Regions from separate parts of the Homo sapiens genome. Here region 1 is linked to region 2. The links are chromatin loops, found by intact Hi-C in ENCODE. Cell type or tissue: PC-3. All regions are shown on one strand.

The links. A loop is a pair of places that touch in the nucleus more often than their neighbours do. Peaks named below come from ENCODE experiments on the same cell type or tissue, not always from the same donor. Only the 100,000 strongest peaks of a DNase experiment are listed, where the experiment ranks them.
Region 1: it touches region 2 in a loop (2.0-fold over the local background); 2 of 110 quality-filtered maps call a loop at or near these places.

What each region holds. Positions count from the first base shown.
Region 1 is chr12:80,152,994-80,155,493 of GRCh38, reverse strand. The region is part of intron 1 of OTOGL (otogelin like); the gene reads right to left. Among named protein-coding and RNA genes, the nearest start is that of OTOGL, 55 kb to the right of the region's middle. In PC-3, no CTCF peak of the experiment used is centred here; a DNase peak (open chromatin) is centred at 983; H3K27ac peaks cover 1,432 bases.
Region 2 is chr12:79,933,720-79,936,219 of GRCh38, reverse strand. It overlaps PPP1R12A (protein phosphatase 1 regulatory subunit 12A), which reads left to right and starts at 1,123. Exons shown (of 25, transcript NM_002480.3): 1 at 1,123-1,525. The coding sequence starts at 1,289. It overlaps PPP1R12A-AS1 (PPP1R12A antisense RNA 1), which reads right to left and starts at 939. Exons shown (of 2, transcript NR_146535.1): 1 at 666-939. RefSeq lists enhancers at 608-1,173, 897-1,191, 1,238-1,537, 1,174-1,737, 1,878-1,937 and 1 more and a silencer at 1,618-1,707. In PC-3, no CTCF peak of the experiment used is centred here; a DNase peak (open chromatin) is centred at 999; H3K4me3 peaks cover 2,500 bases; H3K27ac peaks cover 1,698 bases.

The DNA of each region.
Region 1 (2,500 bases), 220 kb before region 2:
ACACCATGTACCCACAAAAATTAAAAATTAAAAAAATTAACTCAAAGTTGATAATAGACCTGATTGTAAAATGGGAAACCATAAAACCCCTAGAATATAACATATATAACATAGGAGAAAACCCAGATAGCCTTGAATAGGGTGATGACTTTTTTAGATACAACATCAAAGGCATGATCCATGCAAGAAAGAATTGATAAGCTGTACTTCATTAAAATTTAAAACTTCTACTCTGTGAAAGACAAGGTAAAGAGAATGAGAAGACAAACCACAGACTGAGAGGAAATCATTGCAAAAGATATATCTGATAAAGAATTGTTATCCAAAATATACAAAGAACTCTTAAAACTCAACAAGAAAACAAACAACTCAATTATAAATGCGCCAAAGACCTTAAGGAACACCTCACCAAAGAAGATATACAGATGGAAAATAAGCATATGAAAAAATGCTCCACATCTTACATCATCAGGAAAATGCCAATTAAAACAATAATGTGATACCACTACATATCTATTAAAATGGTCAAAATCCAGAACACTGACAATATCAAATGCTGGCAAGGATGTGTAGCAACAGGAACTTTCATTCACTGGTGGTGGGAATGCAAAATGGTACAGCCATTTGCAAGACAGTTTGGCAGTTTCTTACAAACAAAACATATTCTTACTATATGATCCAGCAATCACACTCCTTAGCACTTAACTATAGGAGCTGAAAACTGTCCACACAAAAACCTGTACACAGATGTTTATAGCAGCTTTATTTTTGCCAAAACCTGGAAGCAATTAAGATATCCTTCAGTAGGTGAATGAATTAATATAGTATATCCAGACAATGGAATATCACTCAACATTGTTAAAAGGTAAACTGAAGCACATTTAATTTTTTTTAATGTATTTGAGCAAACAATGATTCATTAAATGGTCAGCTCCAAACTACAACTAGTTTGGGGAGTTCAAAGAGGGAGTGCAAAGGGGAGGTTTTATAGGACGAACATGGAAGTAAAGCAAAGAAAATATTTGATTGATTGTGCAGCTGCCTTATTTGGTGCAGGCTCCTGGAAAGTCCCCAGTTACACAACTATAACAGTTGGTGGTTTCTGATTAGTTGAGCTTAAGTTTTCTTTTTCTTTCATATGGGCATTTACAAGAAATAGTCCAAGCTTTCTTTTTCCCCCCCTTTTTAACTGAGTCTTGCTCTGTTGCCCAGGCTGGAGTGCAGTGGCATGATCTCAGCTCACTGCAACCTCCACCTCCCGGGTTCAAAAGATTCTCCTGCCCCAGTCTCCCGAGTAGCTGGGACTACAGGCGTGAGCCACCATGCCTGGCTAATTTTTGTATTTTTAGTAGAAACGGAATTTTGCCATGTTGGCCAGGCTGGTCTTGAACTCCTGACCTCAAGTGATCCACCCACCTCGGCCTCCCAAAGTGCTGGGATTACAGGCATGAGCCACTGTGTCCAGCTTCAAGTTAAGTTTTGATTATGTTTGCAAATAAAATAAGGTTAAAGTCATATATGAGACCTAACTGACTTTGTCCACTTACAGATTCTTCAAGCCTGGTCTCTATTTTATTTTAGTTTAACAGCATTAAGAAGAAATGATCTATCAAGACATGAAAAGATATGGAGGAAATTTAAATGCATATTACTAAGTGAAAAAAGCCAATCTGAAATGTCTACATATGTATGATTCCAACTATGTGACATTCTGGGAAAGGCAAAACTATGGAGACAATAAAAAATATCTGTGGTTGCCAGGATTTGGAGGGGTATAGAGGAGGGATGCAGAGGCGGAGCACAGAGGATTTTTAGGGCAGTGACAATACTCTATATGATACTACAATGGTGAAAATATATCATTATATATTTGTACAAACCCATAGAGTGTATAACACCAAGAATGAACTCTAATGTAAATTATGGACTTTGGGTGATTATGATGTGTCAATGTAGGTTCATCAGTTTTAACAAATGTGCCACTCTGGTGGGGGATGTTGATAATGAGAGAGGCTATACATGAGTGAAGACAGAGAAGGTATAGATTAAATGTGTCTCCCACAAATTCTTATGTTGAAAACTTAATCCCCAATGTGATGGTCTCAGGAGGTGGAGCCTTTGAGGGGGTGATTAGGTCATGAGGCTGGAACCCTTGTGGATGGGATTAATGCCCTTATAAAAGAGACTCCAAAGAACTCCCTTGCTCCTTCCACCATCTGAGGACATAATGAAAAGATGGCTGTCTATGAACCAGAAAACGTGCCCTCATCAGACACCAAATCTGCTGGTGTGTTACTCTTGAACTTCCCAACTTCCAGAATAAGAAATAAATTTCCATTGTTGATAAGGCCGTACTATAGGACTTTGCTACAGCAGTCCAAAAGGGTTAATACAGGGAATATATGGGAAATCTCTGTATCTTTCTCTCAATTTTGCTATGAAACTAAAATTGCTATTTAAAAAATAAAGTACTTATTTCATTTAAAAAATTGATGACACG
Region 2 (2,500 bases):
AAATCAATTGGTGGAGATTGTAGATAGATGGCTCATAAGACATCAGTATTACAAATCCTATGTGTGTGCGCGTGTGGTCATACAAGGCAAAGTTAAAGTCTTTTTTTTATGACGATGATAAATTAGTCTTGTTTGGGCGACTGAACTCAAGAGGTGGTTCAAATAAATGTCATATTTTTCATTGTATCTTCAGTGCCTAGTACAGTTACTGGCTCATAGTAGGTATTCAATAAATAGTGGTTGAATTAATTGCCTTCCTTAACGTTCCGTTTAAATGCTAGACGCAGCTAGGTCTTTACCCCTCCTTAGAAAGAGATGGAGCTGTAACCAGAAATCCCTTAAAAGGTAAGGACCAGTAATCAGGCTGAGCTAAGCTCATGGGTAGTACGAGACAGGCTTAAAGCACTGAAGGAAGAAAGAAGAGAACCCAAGCGTGAGAGAAAGCAAAACAAAACAAGTAAAGAGAGGAAGAAAAACATTTCTAAAGTGGGGGTTGGCAGGAAGCCACAGCAATTACAGCAGGTCAACCCTTGTCAATAGGTGGTCACCTCAAGAACTTACCATTAAAACCCTCGGCCACACAGACCCCACTTTTAAAAGGTTATTAATTCTGACATGCCCAAGTTCATCTGAGTTCCTTAGAAAGATCAACCAGCAGCACCTACTTCACGACCTATCCTCCATTCCATTCAAATAACGCGGCCAATAGGAAAATCCTCCGCCCTGAGCCAACGACTCGGCGTAGCTGAGACAGCACGGGAGGCAGATCTGCCCTGTAGAGCCTTGCGGTTCCACTGCTGGCCTCCGGATTCCCGGGAGCCCCCAGCCCGACAGGACAACCTTCCTTCCCCGCTTCCTCCTTTCCAGGTCTGTCCCAGCCCCCGCTGCCTGGGCCACACCCGCTTCCCTCTGGTGGCCCAGCCACCACCGCCGCAGTTCGCGGGAGCGCTCTTCCTGGGGCGGGCACAGGCCCAGGGCGCATGCGCACTGGTCGAAGGGCGCCTCCCAGTCCGGATCTCGCGAAGTTACGTTAGATTGGCCGCCGGTGACGGGTGGCCGTGCTGGGGGCGGGAGGGCTTCTGTGGTAGGAAGGGAGGTCCGCTCGGCCGGGTGCGCCGCCCCAGTGCTCTGTGGGATACTGGAAGTCTCGAGCGTCGGCTCCGGGTTCCCAGCCCTCCTCTGGCCCGCACTCATAGAAACATTCACACACCCCCTGCCTCCCCTCTCTTCCCTCTCCGCCTCCCCCTTCCCCCCCTCGCGATAAGAAGACCCGGCGGCAGGAGAGGGGATGAAGATGGCGGACGCGAAGCAGAAGCGGAACGAGCAGCTGAAACGCTGGATCGGCTCCGAGACGGACCTCGAGCCTCCGGTGGTGAAGCGCCAGAAGACCAAGGTGAAGTTCGACGATGGCGCCGTCTTCCTGGCTGCTTGCTCCAGCGGCGACACGGACGAGGTCCTCAAGCTGCTGCACCGCGGCGCCGACATCAATTACGCCAATGTGGACGGACTCACTGCCCTGCACCAGGTCTGTGCGCCCCGCCGCCGGCTCTCCTGACCGTGAGGGTTCTCGTCGGCCTCCTGCTCGGGCCTGCCCTCAGTTCTCCACCTCTTGAGGCTGGGGGCGGCGGGAGACTCCCTGCTGCGGGGTGAGGGGGCGGTTTCCCCAGAGGGCGGGAGGGAGAGCTGGTGGAAGGGAGGGCGCTGGGCTTGAGGCCCCCCTTCAGAACAGTTGCTGGTGGAGTTGGGAACCGGGTGATTTCCGGGGCATAGGGGAAAAGGAACTGTGGTCGTTTGGGGCCCCAGGGCCATTCGTGGATAAGTCTGGGATTTGGGGTCGAGACAAGGAGGGGTGTAGTGGGGTTGTGCCTGGGCCCCGGTGTCAGTGGTATATTCGGAGGGGTGGATGCTGAAGGAAGAAAACTAACAAGGGGCATTACGGACGGTTAGGCAGATGAACATCTTTGACTTGTAGGTGGGCATTGGATTTGTTGCACTTTTTAGGACTTGATTACAAATGATGATAATAATAGTAATCTAGAGCCCTAAGCCGAGTGCCCTGAACGAACGATTTCCTGTTTTCTCATTTATTACTCTTGGTCACTGGGGAGGGGAAAACAGGGTGTAATTAGCTGATCTGCACCGGCTGAAAGGAAGGGGATGGAAGTGGGTAGAGTAAGGAAGCCCTCTAAAGGGCTTGCCCACCTCCGGACCGGAACGTGTTGAGTCTGATACTCGAAGTTTGCCGCAGTGTCAGAGATCCTTGAGCCCCAGGTCCTCGGGTGTGCACTGGTGTTAGAAAGAGAAGAATAAATAGGGGACACTCTTTTCAAAGCCGGTTACCAAGCTCTGGTTTTTCTTTTGGGGTTGGGAAAAAAGAAAGCTGGTCACAAACTTTTCTCAAAATGGATGCTTTGTGCATATTAAAGTTTTATAGTAGTCTGATTGGGATCTCTCAATGTTAGCCAAATAAGGAGAAACTATTGGCAATCCAGAGATAATG